2 separate regions of the Mus musculus genome follow, and region 2 is linked to region 1. A link is a loop called in an ENCODE intact Hi-C map of the cell type or tissue named here. Cell type or tissue: left cerebral cortex. All regions are shown on one strand. Links, peaks and the distances in the headings refer to the core of each region. The heading gives the core; the rest is flanking DNA. Region 1 has its middle 15 kb from the start of Gpc4. Region 2 overlaps Gpc3 (glypican 3).

Region 1 (9,169 bases), core at 378-8,377:
TTTGGCTCCTGTCACTTTGAACAGGCAGTTTGCTGTCAAAGACTCAATTTCACAGAAGGTAATCTGGGCACATGCTGGAGAGGTAATTACATCCAATCTATGGAGGGCGGTGACAGAACACCCCCCCTCCCCATGCACCTCCCCCACCCCCATCTGCTCACAGCTTGTCTCTCCCTACTCAAACTGCCCTTGGCATACTTAGACATTGTGGTCTCTTTCACTCTGTGTGAGACAGCCAGCCAGGAACAGCCAGCAGTGAATGCCACTTAACACAAATTCAGATGTTGACCAAGTCCCCAAGGTCAGATAGTCAGTAACTTCTATAGAGGCCTTGCCTAGGCTGAGTAAGGCTCTTGTGGCAGGGAGAGGGAAACAAAAGGCATAAAGGGCCAGGGGCCCTTGTCTCCAGTAAGTTTACAGGCCTAATTAGAGACAGCCAGGCAATTCTCTCAAGAAAAGACTCAAGGATGCTAAAAAAAAAAAAAAAATGTACAAGTGGGTGTGATGGGGAGGGGATGAGAGCCGAGCAAAGAGTCTAAGTTCCTTGAGGGGAGAATCTTGCTTTTGTGTGTCTAGAGGAAGGGCCTCCCTGCTGCCTCATTAACTTTTGGCTTGGAGGAATTACAACAGACTTTAGGCTCCCTGGCCTCCTGCTCTTTCCCTAGAGGGCCTTGGGCTCAAGGATCGGGTTGAGAAACACCAGCTCTGGAGAGGCTTCCAATGGGGGAATTCTCCACAGCTTCCGAGTTGACAGAGTAGGCTTTGGAGGCAAAGTATCTCTCCTCTTAGAGTTCAGCTATGTGGGCCAGGATAAAAATGGTAAAGCCTCTTCTTCTTCTCAATCTGTTTCCTTTCCTTTTCCTTTTCCTTTTCCTTTTCCTTTTCCTTTTCCTTTTCCTTTTCCTTTTCCTTTTCCTTTTCCTTTTCCTTTTCCTTTTCCTTTTCCTTCCCCTCCCCTCCCCTCCCCACCCCTCCCCTCCCTTCCCCTTCCCCCTTCCCTTCCCTTCCCTTCCCCCTTCCCTTCCCTTCCCTTCCCTTCCCTTCCCTTCCCTTCCCTTCCCTCCCCTCCCCTCCCCTTCCCTCCCCTCCCCTCCCCTCCCCTCCCCTCCCCTCCCCTCCCCTCCCCTCCCCTCCCCTCCCCTCCCCTCCCCTCCCCTCCCCTCCCCTCCCCTTCCCTTCCCTTCCCTTCCCTTCCCTTCCTCCCCCCTCTGCCCTTGCACTTGTCTTGAATTTCTGATCCTCCTGCTTCTAAGCTGGAAATATAAGCAGCCACCCCTATGCCTGTTTTTGTGTGGTGCTAAGGTCTGAACCCAGACTTTATATGCACAATGGACAACCACTCAGCCAACCGAACCACATGGCCATCCCCCAAAGCGTCCTTTGGCTTCCTGCTCTGTAATTGCAACAGAAGTAATACTTATCACAACAGCTCCATAGGGCTCTATGTCTGCCACTTTACCTTGATGTTTCACTTTACTATCTGAGATAAGCTATTCCAGTAGAAAAGATGTCTTTCAAAGCAAATGACAACAATTAAGACTCTCCAGTTTTAGTTTAGCGACATCCATCTTCCCACCTAAAAAGGCATTTTCCATTTAAGCAGGCAGTAATGAAAACTGCTAGACTTCTCTGCCCAACTTGGAGCTCTTCTTCAGGTTGATGAAAATAAATCTCAAAAAACAAGAACATGTACATGTCAGATCTTGTAAGCTTTGCGCTTCAACCCCATCTTCCTATAGCAGAGTGTTTACCCAGTTGGGACATGGACTTAAACCATTTTGAATTACTAGATCTTTAGACAGACTCATCGTGGGTCTTTGTTTGTTATGAGACAGAGTCTTGCTCTATAGCTCAAGCCTGGTTTAATTGGCTGCACACAGCTCAGGCTGCCCTTGAACCCTTTATCATTTTTCTGCTTCAGCCTCCTGAGTGCTGGGATCACAGGAGTGCAGCCGGCTCCTTCTTGTATATTTTGTTTGGCAGCAAGTACTGAACCATCTCATTGGCCCTGAAAGGAGCTATTTTTATTCCCATTTTCTACACAAGTAAAATGATGCTTAGGAAGATTAACTTCTCCAAGGTCGCTTATGAACAAAAGGGCAGAGCAGCAGCTCAAGTATAGGCTTGTTGGACTATTCCATCGATTTCACCGGAGCAATGAATCTCTGAGTAGGAGGCTACTCCACAGGCCAGTCTAAATGCTTGATCTCCCTGTGGGACAGAGGCAGAACCTGTGTCTGGGTAGTAGTCCTGCACTGTAGCAGGAAGGACCACCAGTCCTTCCATGAGTCTCACCCCATGAATAGGTGTGTGATTGTCCAGGTTTAGGTGGGGACCCAAAATATAACCCTTGCCCAAGGGAACATTGTCTTCTTGTCATTCCTCAGCAGCTTGGAGAAGCTTGTGACCTCTTTCTCCTTTGACATATGGGGTGCCTTGTGCTTGACTTATCTGCCAGCAAAGAACTGAGACTGGGGACTCTGAAGTCCTTTCTAGTGTCTGAGTCAGTGGTCCAGAAAGCCTCAGGGCCCTGGGACCAGGCAGCTTTCCTGGGACCAGACAAGAGGCTGTGGCTAGACTCACATTCTGCTTAGGAGGCAGATGTAAGATGGTGTTACCAGAACTGGGGGTAGGGGTAGGGTGGCGTCTATATTGCTGCTCCTTATGCATAATGGATCATAATTATAATACTTGGAATGTATGTGGGGCCTGCTTTCCAGAAGCTCCAAGCTTAATAGAGTACTTTAGTTTCTCAGTCTCTCACACACAGAGGCACACACACTTCAAAGAGCTGGCCAAAAAGTGTTATAAATAAAATTCTAGAACATGAGTGGGAGGAAAAAACAGAAAATTTTCAGTGGAAGAGTTGAAAATGCACCAACTCCTTGTGGAGTGCTGACAAGCCACAGTTGTGCTATGAATCAGAAACAGGGCTCTGCCCGGGCTTTCTCTTCTCCTTGTCAATCCATGTGTTAAATATGCCATGAATCCTGGTGGATTTAGGATAAGGCTGACACTAAGTGGAGGGCAGTCTCTGTAACCTGGTGGGTGCTGATGACGTGCCCACTGTGCCCCCTTCCTTCCAACCACACAGGGCTATGCTATTGACCTAAGGGTTCAACTTATGGTTCATTTGCCCATTTCTTCTTTCCTACTCTCCCTCCAAGCTCTACCATCTTCTACTTTTCTCTCTCTACCTAGCTTCTACCTTTCTCATTCTTTCTCAGGGGAATCCAACCCTTTGATGTTACAAAAAAAAAAACGTTATCTCATAATGTTTTTTATAAGTTTATGGTTTTGTGTATTCATAGCCATCCTTGGCCACACGTGGCTTGTAGGCCTCCAACTTAACACACCTGCAAGGACTCAAGGCATTTTGTATTTCTGGTATGACTTCACTCCTCCATCTGTCCCTTTGAGGCCCCTGTGTTATAAATACCTCCTTTGGTCTGGACCTGCCCACAGTGACCCCACCACACACTGCCTATCTGGATTTAACACACAGTGCCTGCCTTGTGAGTTAATGTTTAGGTCCTTCGCAAGGCTGGACACTCTTGGAGGACAAGGCCCATACTGTGACTATTTTTTGCTCAGTATTTATGCTCAATGTGTGACTTTGTTGTAAATTTCAATTTTACAGGAGTTGTCCAGAAACATATCTTTTATCATTGTTCTCTGTGGGTGGTGTTGTGTGGAACTGTGTTTTCTTTTTGGAAATAATGTCTCATGTAACCCAGGCTGTACTACTACTTACTGTATAGTAAAGGCTGGTCCAGAACTTTTATTCCTTTTGTTTCCACTACTAGAGTGTTAGGATTATAGGCACCCAGGGCTTCAGCTATGCTAGGCAAGCACTCTATTAACTGACCTACATCCCATCCCCTGCTATTGCTTTTGAGACAGGTTCTTACTGTATATCCCAGTCTGGAACTGTATAACTCTGGCTGACCTCTAACTTTTAATCTCTTGCCTTCTCAGCCTGCCTCTCAAATGCTGGGATTATAGGCCTGAGCTACATACAGTACCAGGCTTTTGGCCAGCTCGAGGACTTGAAGTAAACTAAATAGCTGTACACATGATTCATAACGCCTATGACAGTCTTTGTATTCTTTCCCACCCCCCTAAGTTTTGGGTTAGAGATTATGTTAGGGTAAAGAATTGCTAATTTTCATGCTTAGATGATGTTTTCTAAAATACCACTTGAGCCACCTCCAGGGCTCTGGAACTGTCCTATTCTGGAAGCCCAGGAAAGACACAGAGATGTTGTTAGGAAGTCCAGAGACATTTTCGGGAGCCTCCGCAAATCACAAGCAAAAGAGTTGGTGAAAAAGACTGGCTCTGGAGGGATCTGAAGAACTCTTTGAGAATCTGCTAAACAATATTTTTGTGTGCTGTTTGTAAATGTGACTCGCTTTGAAGCCATCTGTCATACAGCCCTTTGCAGAGAACCGAGATGTATTTAAATCTGTGAAAATGAGTATATTTTTATATCCACCAAAGCGAGGTTTTAATGGGTCCCTGCTGCATGTTGTCCAGTGTGCTCTCCTAATTGTCAAGTGATGTTTCAATGGAATTCAAAGAGGGGACATGGTGATGCAGAGGGAGGCTGTATTACCGTTCATCTTGGTGCAGCATGTCTGTGGGTACCAGATGAACAGGGGCTGCCAGGCATGAGACAGGACTGTTTCTTCCTGGGTGCAGGCTAAGGTCAAAGCTGGTACTGGCTGGTACTGGAGTTTAGGGAAGCATCTAAGGGGTGGAAAGGACAGAGAGCAACTACTCTTCACTTCTTAGGAAAAAGCTAGCTTTGTGAGCTGGAACTGAGGAGTGCTGAGACCTCAGCAATCTTACCCTTATTTTATCCTTTGCAGTACTGGGAATTGAACTCAAGGCCTCAACATCTGGGCTATTTTCACTTTTAAGACATCTGTGTTTTCACTACTGTCTTCAGTTCCACACTCAATACCACCAATATGATGATGGTTAAGATGCTGAAATTATTGATGGTGATATCAGTTGTAACACTTAGAAATTTGAAAATCATCAGAATGACTTTTGCTGTGTTGCATGGGGGAAAGTAAGTCAGAAAAACACATGCCTGCAGGTGACACCATGGTTATGGATGTGGCCCGGGTGGTGAAATGTTTACTTAGTATTCCCTGGGTTCCTGGGCTCCATCCTCATCAGCACTATCTGAACTGGTAGTGGTGGTACATATGTGTAATCACAGAACTCAGGAGGTGGAGGCAGGAAGATCAGAAACAAAGTCACCCTCAACTACAGAGAAAATTAGAGGCCAGTCAGAAATACATAAGAATCTATCTCAAGAAAGGAAAAAAAAAAAGTCTGTTGTTACATACATAATGGTTGCTATAGGTTGTCAATTGTGTCTTGGGGGAGGCATATTTTCTCTGCTTAATAAAACTAGGTTTTTTTGAAGGCCATGTCTTTGCAAAGCTGAAAGACGATCTGGAGATTTGGGAACAAGAAATTGATATGTGGCAAAATTAGAATTCCATCAGAAGACACTGTATTCAGAGTCCATGACTGCTCACCAAGCTGTAGACAGACAACTCAGATTTCTGCTTAAGAGGGGAATGGTGTAGAACCATCCCATGATAATGTATGTCAAAACCCAAAAGATCTGAAAACTGGTACTCATACAAATGCATGTGTACACATATTCATATTATTTGTAATAGCTAAAGTGTTCAATGTTACCTCCTCATGGCTGAATGACTCAGCCAAACAAAATCTCACTGCCATGCAAATACAGTAGTCCCTCCTTATCCACAATTTCTCTTTCTGTGTTTTCAAGTTCCTGTAGAAATCATAGTCAAAATTGTTAAATAGAAAACTGTAGCCAGGCAGTGGTGGCACACGCCTTTAATCCCAGCACTTGGGAGGCAGAGGCAGGTGGATTTCTGAGTTCGAGGCCAGCCTGGTCTACAGAGTGAGTTCCAGGACAGCCTGGTCTACAGAGTGAGTTCCAGGACAGCCAGGGTTACACAAAGAAACCCTGTCTCAAAAAACCAAAACCAACCAACCAAAAAAACAAAAAACCAAAAAAACAAAAACAAAAACAAACAAACAAACAAAAAAAACCCTGTAGAAATAAACAATGTACAATTTTAAAATTACACACTGTTCTAAGGGAAACAAGAACATAAGCATTGAAATATCACAATAGTTAATCTGATCACTGAGATGTCTACCAAGTGTCTGATGGTTAAGTCACCAATATGCCATGGATACAGGACAAAGCTGATTCATTTCCAGGCTGTGATAGAGCCAGATAGTGAGAGGTTTTATTATGGTACTCAGAATAGCTCCCTGGTGACAGATAGATGGAGAAGTTGAACGATACCTAAGTCTACATCACATGACCATTATTCACCTTGCCACATAGGCATTGAATCACCAAACATCAGTACAAGGATGAATATGGTACAATAAGACATTTTCAGGGCAGGTAGGATGGCTCATTTGATCCAAGTACTTTCTGCACAAGCCTGTTCAATCCCTGGAACCCATAGTGGAAAGAAACTCTTGGAAGATGCCCTCTGATCGCCGCACATGTGCTGTGATACATATGCACTCTCTATAAGCCCCCCATCCATACACACTAATAATAGTAAGAAAGAAATAGAAGTATTTTCAAATTAAATACATTTAATTTTAATTAAATATTTTAAAATCAAATACATTTTCATAAATTGTATTATAGTATATTGCTGTAATTATTTAAACTATATCCTGATAGTTCTAGATTTCTAGGAAGTAACAGGTACAGTTCAATGTTGTGTCAAATATGCAAAAAGCCATGAGTGCCATCTTTGCACTGTAAAACAAAAACAACCCAAACAAGCAAAGTCCCCAAAACATTAAAACTCTCTCTCTCTCTCTCTCTCTCTCTCTCTCTCTCTCTCTCTCTCTCTCACACACACACACACACACACACACACACACACACACACACCTATTATAAGATTCTATAGCAAGCAGAGTGGTCAGAACAAAGGCTTTGGTAGCAGTACTCGTGGTAATCTTGGCTCTACCAGTGGCTGTCTGGGCCCCTGGACATGAGATGTAGATAAGGAAACTAGTTGTTTCCTTATCTCTGAAATGTGGATGACCAGTTCCCGGAGTTGCCACAGAAATTGCGTAACCCACAGGGAGCCCTCGAAAGATAATACAAAAGTATTTTGGAGAAGTACATAGATGATAAGAGATTATCTGGGGTCAGATAACAACTACTTCCACCAACCTCAAAGGAGCTGGGAGCTGAAGCAGCAAAGGGCAATCAAACCTGCAACAGCTGATCCAGGTGTGCTGTAAGCCTGACAGCTCAGCACTACAGAGGCAGAGGCTAGAGGATCAGGAATTCAAGACCGGCTTCAACTAAATAATAAATTCATGTCCAGTCTTGCCTACATGACACAGTCTCATGCAATAACAACAAAGAATAGAACAGCTTATAGTATCCAGGTCAGAGTAGAAGACTGTCCTAAAATATTACTATTAATTTTAATTAGTTTTTTTCTATATTTTTGTAGTACTTGTTGTAGGTTTATATGTGCTAGGTAAATAGGCTACTATTGAGTAATATTTTATTAGCACATATTATAATTACAACGGGTTTCATTATCCTATTTTCATACATGTATACGATATATTTTGATCATAGTCGACTGCTATTACCTTCTTTTTATTAGATATTTTCTTCATTTACATTTCAAATGTTATCCCCAAAGTCCCCTATACCCTCCCCACACCCTGCTCCCCAACCCACCCACTCCCACTGCCTGGCCCTGGCATTCCCTTGTACTGGGGCATATGATCTTCGCAAGACCAGGTCTTCTCCTCCAATTGATGGCTAACTAGGCCATTCTCTGCTACATATGTAACTAGATACATAGTTCTGGGGGGTACTGGTTAGTTCATAGCCATTACCTTCTTTTGTCCCCCTCCTACTCCTGCTAGTTCCTCTTCTACTTTGATGTCTTTTTTAAAGAAATGATCCACTGAATTTCATTAGAGTTACCTATAGAAGTATGAGTGAGGAGTTATTTACCAGGGCATAAGCAATTTACCAGTGGCTACATCACTGAAGTTTAAAGTGGTCCCCTATTCCCAACAACCATTATCTGTCTTTAGAGTCTTAGAGATGATGTTATTTAGTGGGTTTTCTCTGAGATTGAAACATTTTATCCTGTAGGAAAGTTTCTTCAGGCAACTTGAAATAGCATCAGGAAGTCCCTGAAACTGACCATATTCACTAGGCCCCTTCTTCCCAAAGAGTAAACAAGCCAAGTTGCAAAGATTTTCACACAAGCCAAGCTTTTTGGAAGAAGCAGAAAATAGGCAAACAGCCTGTAGTAGGTTTATCCCACCTGAATCACTCGGAAAGGGTGCTCCTCAACCTACTGAGCTGCCTGCAGGCTGCGCAGTGTGCTCCAGGCCCCCAGGTTTTGTGAGCTGTCACCCATGCTGGGGTGGGCTTTGGTGATGTCGTTATTCTGTAAGTAATCCCTCATCTTTACTCCTGTAAGAAATGCTAATAAATAAGCCGGGCGCGGTGGCGCACGCCTTTAATCCCAGCACTCGGGAGGCAGAGGCAGGCGGATTTCTGAGTTCGAGGCCAGCCTGGTCTACAAAGTGAGTTCCAGGACAGCCAGAGCTACACAGAGAAACCCTGTCTCAAAAAAAAACAAAAAAAAAAAACAAAACAAAAAAAAAAAAAAAAAAGAAATGCTAATAAAACGCATTGGTTTACCAACTTGGACTTGCATGGCATCTGTATTTTTTCTTTCTGTTCTATCATGGATTCCCTATCTGGGATGAGTAGATATGTGTGTTGGAATTTGTTAGTGTCCCCTTTTTGGTCTGTCATGGGCTTCCTGTCTAGGGAGTATACAGGTGTATTGTGTCTTCCCAGGAAGTTTTGTCACACAACAGATGTGTAAAATTAGAGGCATTTCAAATTGGCAACCCTGGCCTAGAACTTAATATACAGCTAAGGCTAACCTCAAATTTGTTATTGTTCTTCCTCAGCCTCCTAAGTAGTTGAGATTGCAGGCATGCACCACCAGGCTCAGCCCAATTTAACTCCTTTTAAGCATGACAATTAGGTACCTAGTGTTTCCTGAGTAGTAAAGAGAGGTTCTCA
Region 2 (9,169 bases), core at 523-8,522, 120 kb before region 1:
AGGGGTCTGGGACAATGAGTTGTAGTGCCATTAAATGGGATGGTCTCACCTGCTCAAAAATACATCAGAAAGAAAAACGTGGATTTCTACCTAAATCAATGTTGCTGTTGGAAATTTCCCTGAAAAAAAAAATGATAGTGATCTGGCAAGATGATCTTTGAGTTTTTCTCAATTTACGTTTTTTTCTAATTTTATAGATTTTTTGTTTAGTTTGTTGTTGTCGTGGACATTGTTGTTTGTTTTGAGACACGGTTATATACTGTAGCCTATACTCACTTCAAACCCATGACAGTCCTCCGTGCCTCAGCCTCTCCAAGGGCTGGGCTTACAAATGTGAACCACCATGTTCAGTTGTTTTTAAACTCATAGTGCTGATAATTTCCAAATATACTGAGTTTTATCTTTGATTTAAAAAAAAATCCTAATGTACGTGGCTGATTTTAAGCCTTTAAGGTAAGAACGGGAGTGCTAGCATAGACTCTCTTCATTTGTAACTTGTGGGTGGACTTAAGCAGTGATATAATTACCAAGTACATAAAAACAGAGTGGAGGTTGCCCTACAAATGCGAATATCTGCAGGCAGCCTGTGTGTGAGAGCAGGGGGAAATCTCATTAGCACCTTCAGGATGGTTTTCTGAGTAAAGTGATTTGTCCAAGTACCCATGAGCTCCTGGGAGAATTTCAAGCATGTTTTTTTCATCCTATATCTACACTTTTTATCCTGAAGGTGCTAATGAGATTTCTTCCTGCTCGCAGACTATCCCAGACACCAGAATTTGGAGGAAAGCCTCTACTACACTTTTATTTGCTTAGTAATTATATTGCTCATGAAGTCTATCAATGAGCTACAAATTAGGAAAGTCTGTTTATGCTGGGTCCTTCCCCCCATTTTTACCCTAAGGACTCAGCTGTCAGTCGCCAAGCTCACCACCCCCACCCACCACATACACACACATACGAGCTTAGTAGATGTCATTTAAGAAACATTTCAGGACTGGGGCAGAAAGCTCACTGGTAGAATGCTTACCTACTATGTGGGAAGCCCTGGGTTTTATCCCCAGTATCACAAAGTAAACAGATATTTTAATTATCCATGTGCAGTGCTGGTATGATTTTTTTAACAGTACTGAGGACTTCATGCTTGCCAAGTAAGCACCTTGCCACTGAGCCACATTCCGAACCCTGTGTGTAATATTTGCTTACTTTCTCCCCATATTTGGCAGGGTAGCAAAGTGCCCCCACTCTGACTGACTTATGAACTGACTCCTCCTTCCAAGGCCCCTCTAGGGTCCCACAGCTGGACCTATGAGGACTGGAATAAGAGATTCCTGTCCTAGTCCTCAAAGGTGACTCAGTCAAGCAGGCAAGTCAGGCAGGACAGGCACTCAATGAGCATCTGTAAGCAAAGAGCATCAAGAGGAGGGGAGGAAGTACAAGGAAGAATTTGAGAGGTGACAATGGTAAGACAGTGCAATTAAGTGTCAGTGTTCGGTCTACATGAGATGAGGATTTGGAAGATGTGCGCATGTCTATGGTTTAGCGGTCTGATACATGGGAGATAAGAGTAGAACCAGAAGCAAAGCTGATGGGAGGATGGGCTTTCCTACCCTTTCGGCAATTCCTCAGTGGAATGAATGACTTGCATTAGGAAATAGTCAGCTCCTGACTGTAGGGGAGTGTGGGCAGTGTTCATTAAACAAAATATATTTGAAAGATTCGTCTAATGGGCATAAAGTGAGTGTGGACTAATACCTCAGTCATCTCCATTTCCAAGACATTGAAAAGCTCTGACGTGGCATGGTTGGACGTAAGTAGAGCAAAAGAAAATGATGGTAGAACAAAATAGCTTTTCAACCTAGAAGAATGAAAGAAGAATGGAGAACAGAATCTCTGGTTATTTGTATTTGAGCACATGTCCCCAATTACAATTTTCTATAACTATTTTTTCTAAGCAAATGGCTCCTTAAGAGTGGCACAGATTTTACCAGAGAATTCTTTCAGCATCCTCTGTCACTCACAGCCTGTGGAGTTGTCTTTCTTCTATGAGACAATAGATCTTATTTTTCTTCCTGATTATTTATACTCTTGTGGCCTTCCTGCCGTTGTGTTAGAAGACGGACTTGGAATAGAGCCCCCTCCGCCCCAGCCTCAAGCAATTAGCCTAAATGGCTAAATTATCAAGATCTAGGTTATCTGGTTCACGCTCATTTCCTACGCTGCCCTCTCCAATCTGCTTTTTGTTCAGAGAATAAAGTAGTATATCTTGAGTAATCTATGATCCAGAACTCCCTCTACCAAAGCAATCATGGACCCATACTTTTGTAGAATATAATAAAGATACATTACTAGAAAAAGGAAATAACAAAGAGGCCCGCCAAAGATAAAAACCACGATTTTTAATTAAGAGATTCAACAGACCAGAGTATCTGTCGAGATGCTATAAAAGTTTAAGTGCTGACTTTCAGTTTCTGTTATCTTCTTACAGATCAGCAATAAAGAGCAGAGTAGCAGAGTTCACTTTGAGCAGGAAAAAGTAGCTCGTCCTGTGTGTATGTCTGCTTGGCATCCCTTCTTACCTTGGTGGGATCTACTCAAAAGCACTCTGAATAGGAGGAGGGCAGTGGTTTTACTTGAGTTGTGTGGCATGTATCATAAAAGCCAGTTGTTAGATTTTCAGAATTTCTGTGAGCCACTTAGATGTATCCATTATTAATAGAGTAAACATTATAAATCTGTGATAAAATAAATTCTATTCAAAGAAGGATGATTCTCCAAAGTCATCCTATGCTAATTACACTGTCCCGTTGTCTAACTGTGTCCGTTGTATCTGGGAGGCAGAAATACTGTATACTTTTCCCAGTCAGCATCAAGCGCCAGCACATTTGTAGCTGTGATGGCAGTAGTTACTCCTTTAGAAGTCAGCAAACGCAGTAAGTCGGGGCTTGAGTTATTGTTGTATTGATTGCCTAGAATTGAGACTCAAGGAAGTGACTGGGAGAATGTGAGTAGTGTAACCTGCACTTCTAATTGTGCTCTATGTGTAGCCACCACATCTTGAATAGCACGCTGTTTGAGGGAATATTCTCTGAAAATTTGAAAACTATTATCTAACAGTAAATATCTCACTCTGGTCACTGATGTAGTGAAGTCTCACCGGATACTGTGTTTCTTCACTTCTGAGAGCTTCCTTAATGTAAGCCAGTATAGCAACTCATATTCTTGTAGAAACTGTATTTGTTAATCAGTTGCAATGTAGTTTAGTTATAGAGGCAAACTTCTGGCAAAGGAAAGGTCAATGAAAGCATTCTGTAAAAACCATTCCCAATATGAAATTTATTATAAATAGTATCATCTATTTTATCTATAAATCATTTGCTGCACATCCTTTATTCCAATAAAACTTAAAATAAAAGGACATACATATTTCTTGTTCTGAGAGCCAGTTGTTAAATATTTACTGGCATACCACTGGAGTGAGGAGGTGCATTGGAAAGATTTATTTTCTCTGCTTCATCCTTCTTTCATCCTTCAGGGCTCTTAGCTTAAAGCAGTAGCTCTTTCCACCATGGAGAGAAGTTCCTGTCTTTCAAAATTATGCTAACAAATGAAAGAGCTTCTCATTTTTAGTCACTTTGACTTCTAGGAATCCTAGGCTTGGAGACTTTCTTAGCTCTGAGACTACTAACCAGATCCATAAACTTGCTCTTTCCCAAAGCTCTTTTTTCCTTATTGAGTTTGACAGGCTCCTTCTGAAGTCTCCCTTAGCCAATAGAAATCTCATCAGTTCCATCCTCAATCTGGCCGAGAGTCTTGATAGGTCAGCTCACAGAGGCATCGAGGCAAGGACCACTTGGAGGGTTTCGCCTCTCTATCAGAACAAATGAATCCTGTGTGCTGCTATTAGCTCTGGTTTCACAGAGACTGGAACTCCTAATATCAGATTACACTTTGTTGGCTTGCTGATCATTTTTTTTTAAAAAACCATCAACCATATGGGTAGAGGTTGGAAAGAAAGCTAAATTTGGAACACACCCCCACTCTTCTGTTCAGCATTTCTTTCTTGTTTGTGCAGGGAGGCAATGCATTGCTCATACTCATGTACCCCACCAATACTCACACTCATGTACCCCACCAGCTAATAAAACTAAGAAATGGGATTCTCCCTCCCTCAATGTGGTCAAATAACTGGCTGTTTTCTACATATGCAAGCAGCTGCACGTTTAAAATGGCCAGGCTCTGTTCCTGCCCATTTCTGAATCTGCCTGAGAGACACACACTGAAAGACTAAATCCATAGTGAAAAGAAGCCCAGGGATTTTGTGACGGTTAGTTCATAAGTTCAGGATCATTCGTAGTCTACATCTGAGACACTGCCTTCTGAGTCAGAGATTTTTAGACTGGAGAGCCATGACTTTCTCTCTCTATCCCTTCCTTTCTGGTCTGTCTTTACTTCTCCCCCACATGTCACTTCATCTGGAATGACAGCTGGAGCAAGAAAGACAAACTGGGAAGATGGACAATGATGATGATTTGGGCAGTGGCTATGGAGTCATGCAGATTGTATTCTAGCCCTTTCTAAGTCTAATTACAGAAACCATAATTTAGCTCCAGATTGCTAAAAGGGAGTTTGGAATCAGGTTTAGTTAAGGAGTAAAAGTTGGTATGCCTTCCCTCAAGAAGAGGCTAAAACCTTCTCAGTATCCAGCTAAGAGTCTAAAAGATGTCCTCCTTGCTATCCCTAGATTCCAGGGAGGAATGAATGACAGTGAAGCTAAACACTTTAACCTACCCTTCCTTATCTGGCTCCAACCATCTCTAGCCCCAGCTCCCATTAACCCCTACCCCATCCTATAGTCCAGCTATTCACAAAAAACCCTACCCCGCCCTATAGTCCAGTTCTCACAAAAGGTCATTTTAGTCATTCAAGCCTGTCTGGGACTTTGTAAAGTCCTCTGTAACACACATAAAGCACTTAGTCCAGTGCCTTTTCTTTGATAGGTTTCAATAAGAAGTGACTGTTAATATTCTGAACAGGCCGAACTCTTAGACCATAATTATTTCCCCTTCTGAGTCTTTTAAACTCACTTCAGAAGCACCTCTCCCTCCTGGGAAGCTTCTCCCTAGGCAGAGTGCTTTGTTAATATTCTTCCTGGCAGCTTGAGGTCAGGTAACTCCCAGGGCCTAGCTCATAATTAGTGCTCAATTAGGGTCCGTTATATGGCCCTGACCATGCCAAAAAAAAAAAAAAATGGGCACAATACCTGCTGGTATCATATGGTTGGGACTGAGGGAAGAAAAGAAAGCAACAGAAAAGGCGTACACACCTAGCCAAAAAATTAGACTGTACTACTGTTTAAGTACTTATCATAGCATGCACAGTGTGTTGTATAAACACAGACAGATACTACTGTGATTTCCTGGTGAAAGAGTTTAAGTGTGTGTGTGTGTGTGTGTGTGTGTGTGTGTGTGTGCACGCCCGCACCTTGATGATGAGAAGGTGGTGAGAGAATACAAGTGATTAGAAAAAAAGCAGTGAGCAAGGCAGTGGTGGTGCATGCCTTTAATCCCAGCACTCGGGAGGCAGAGGCAGTTGGATTTCTGAGTTCGAGGCCAGCCTGGTCTACAGAGTGAGTTCCAGGACAGCCAGGGCTACACAGAAACCCTGTCTCGGAAAAAAAAAAAGAAAAGAAAAGAAAAGGAAAGGAAAGGAAAGGAAAGGAAAGGAAAGGAAAGGAAAGGAAAGGAAAAGAAAGAAAGAAAGAAAGAAAGAAGAAAGCACTGGTCAGGATTCAAATGGGGGGGGGATGAAGATGTACCAACAAGGCCTACTTATTCAGCTGTGGCAAAATAGTGAAGAAGGAATAGGCAAGGAAAAAGTCAGTGGTCCTACTTTGGAAGATGAGCAGACATCCAAGTTATTCAGCAGAGAGAACATGAAGGAGGTAATGCTGGGTTACGTATAACACTAATAGACCACAGGTTTTTAGAATTTGTAATACATTTATTCATTCAGTGAGAGAGAGAGGGAGAGGGAGAGGGAGAGGGAGAGGGAGAGGGAGAGGGAGAGGGAGAGGGAGAGGGAGAGGGAGAGAGAGAGAGAGAGAGAGAGAGAGAGAGAGAGAGAGAGAGAATGTAGACATGTGGAGATCAGAAGACAATTTGCAGAAGTCAGTTCTCTCTCCTTCCTCTCTGTAGGTGTAACCTGGTGGTTCTCACCCTTCCTAATGCTGGGACACTTAAATACAGTTCCTCTGTTGTGGTGACCCCAACCATAACATTGTTTTGTTTTGTTGCTACTTCACTACTGTCATTTTGCTACTGTTGTAAGTTATGATGTAACTATTTTTAGGGATAGAAATTTACCCAAGGGTGGCAACCCAGAGGTTGAGAACTGCTTTTCTAGGAAATCGAACTCAAGTCATCTGGTAAGCACCTTTACACAATGAGCTATCTTGCCAGCCTAGTAGCTCACATTTTGGAATACTTACTGCATGATTTTAAGCAACTGATGTAAATCAGACCGTTTTACTCTCTCAACGTGGCTGTAGAGTAGAGGCTATTATTATTTCTGTCTTGCAGCTGAAAGTATACAAAGAAGTGTAGCATATTGAAAAACAAGCACAATCAAGGACACAAATGGGAACATTTTAGAAAAAGGGAAACTAAAAACCATCTCTGCATCGTTTAAATTAATATGGATGGAGCCAACTAGGTCACCAGGTACCCAACCATGAAGGGGTTTATCAGTTCATCTCTAATGTTTTAGAAACCAGAGGATTTACAGTTCTTGGAAAAGGGGCTGCTTCAATGTGCATGAATCCACCCTACCATCCACATCTGTTCTACTTCCAAAGACAAACACTAGTAGGACTAGAATTAAAACAAGTCTATCCAAATGATGACCTAAATGGCTTCCAAATGAAGCTTCAGATATAAAATACATGTCCTACTCTGAAAAGAAAAAGGAATAGAGGTTGAGGTCTGGCTAGCTTCCCAGCATCCCATGTTAGCAAAGTTATAATGAAAACAAGTCTGCCCTGAGAAACAAATGAAAAGGGCAAGGTTAGGAAGGGTATTGAATTAAAAAAAAATACATCACATGAAGCTCTGTTGTTTTTTCCAGTGATTAATCTTTTCTTATTTCAATAATTGTGCTATGTGCGTCTGTGTATATAAATATTTATGCTTGTGCCATTTGTAAAACAACTTCATATTTTCCAAAGCACTTTCTCTTGGTCATTTGAATATTATAGGAGACCAATTGCTTTAAGGACCTGGATGTTCCAGTAGCTAGTTGAAGTGTTGTATTTTCATGTTAGTTTCCCATCTGGTCCTCTTAACTAGCTGGGCTATGTTGGGATTGCAGTGGCAAACACTTGCAAGAGTCAGATGCCACAGTCAGGAGAGAGCAAACATTTATGCCCTATTGCTTGAGCCTGGAGGTTGTGTTCAGGGCTGAGCACCTGGGGTTTTTTTCCCACCTTTAAGCCAGGTGGAAGATTAACTTACGGCTCTGAAAGCTTCATGATCAATGTAGTTGACTATAACTCTAAGCTTCCCTCAAAGCAGCGCTTTTCCCTGTCTGGTAAAATTTTCTATGTTGTATCTTCATTTTAACTTCTCTCAAAAGATTTTCCACTGTCCTCTCTCTGGATTCTTCTTTGACTCGGATTGTGCTGGGTAATTCTCAGATGTTGGTGAATTTGACAAACAGTCTTCTGTTACAGATTCCTAATTTCTTTCTTCCCATGGTGCTTGGTAGAATCCCTTGTGTTTGTTGTTCTGTTCTTTACTTTTCAGTACTGAGGCTTAAACCCAGGGCCTTGAGGATGCTAGGCAAACACAGTACCAGAAAGCTACATCCCTGACCCTTTCTAAGCTTTCATTTGAGCTAGAATCTCGCTAAGTTTTCTGATCTGGACCCTATCTTAGGATCCATTAGCCTCAGCTTCCCAAGTAACTATAATTTAGCTGTGTGTTGCTATGCTACAAGCTCTGTAGATAATATACTTTATTTGCTATTCATGTTTTTACATTTATTGTGGCTGTTTTATGGCTACCCAGTCTGTTATAGAGAAAATTCTATATGCATTTAACAAGTATGTATGAATTACTTTGTACTAGCCTGTCTTGTGGCAAGATTAATGTAAACGTGTAAAGTGATTTTTTTCCAGTATCAACTTCATATTGAAAATCAAGCTTTCTTCCATATCCCTTTTCTGTGGCTTTTAGAAAGGAACATGTGAATTGACAGTAGACCAACAGAAAAACCTCTGCTCGCCATTGCAACACCCCCAGCCTTTGAGAACCACATTGGAAGCACTTAACTATCCACATGATACTTCATTTTCTGTCTTAACAGAAATAACCTACCATTCTCAAACCTACTGCCATGTGCCTTAGTACAGACCACTGATATAAGCTGGCACAAAAGATAGGGATGTTTAAATATCAGAGCATGGCAGTTTGTTAGCTTGCCACTAAAATCATAGGGACTCAGTGTGCTTTGTTTTTGTTGTTTTCTTTTGTTCTAAAACACTAGTGTTGCTAGGCTTCTTGGTGACATACTAGCTCTATAAAATACCTATTCAGAACACTGAGCAAAGTAGCTAAGCTCAAATGTACAAAGCACCGTGCCTGAGCGTGAGTGCTTTGCTAAAGTCAACTGTGATGCTTAAACTCTCTGTTGATATCATTCATGGCATTTAAAAAAAACCAGCTGTGCCTCAAAAATAAGTTCTGGCATTAATTTCCTATTTTAAATGGCATTCAGTATTGCCTTTTGTCGGAGAAACCATTCTCACTTGTAGATTTATAAGGTAATACAAATACACATCAAAGAAATAAAAATATTATGGTCAACCAATATGTTGGTTGGTTTAAAGACAAAAAGAAAGAAATATCTGTTCCCTTTTCATGCTTCAAAATTCTAGTGATACTTATGCCATACACGTGTGTAAATTTATAAAGCTATACAATAAAATCACAGTAGGTAGGTTTAAGATTCAGACACAGGAGAACTATATTTTCTATGATTTTTTTTTTTTTTAGTTCTTATATAAGTACTCTTAAAATTCAGCAAAAATATACCCTGCCTCTAAGTAATACAATTGGGTACAGTGGCTATAGCAATAGAAAAATGGCCAAGGACCAGCAAGAAATGGTGAATC

The links. Hi-C counts contacts between places; a loop is a spot of excess contacts. Peaks named below come from ENCODE experiments on the same cell type or tissue, not always from the same donor. Only the 100,000 strongest peaks of a DNase experiment are listed, where the experiment ranks them.
Region 2: a loop joins it to region 1, with 3 times the contacts of the local background. A loop is called at or near these places in 3 of 42 quality-filtered maps.

Annotation. Positions count from the first base shown.
Region 1 is chrX:52,175,247-52,184,415 of GRCm38, reverse strand. No RefSeq gene overlaps it. Among named protein-coding and RNA genes, the nearest start is that of Gpc4, 15 kb to the right of the region's middle. In left cerebral cortex, for the core only: no CTCF peak of the experiment used is centred there; DNase peaks (open chromatin) are centred at 2,792 and 4,377; H3K27ac peaks cover 262 bases.
Region 2 is chrX:52,296,873-52,306,041 of GRCm38, reverse strand. All of the region lies in intron 7 of Gpc3 (glypican 3), which reads left to right. Among named protein-coding and RNA genes, the nearest start is that of Mir6384, 77 kb to the left of the region's middle. In left cerebral cortex, for the core only: no CTCF peak of the experiment used is centred there; DNase peaks (open chromatin) are centred at 612 and 4,044.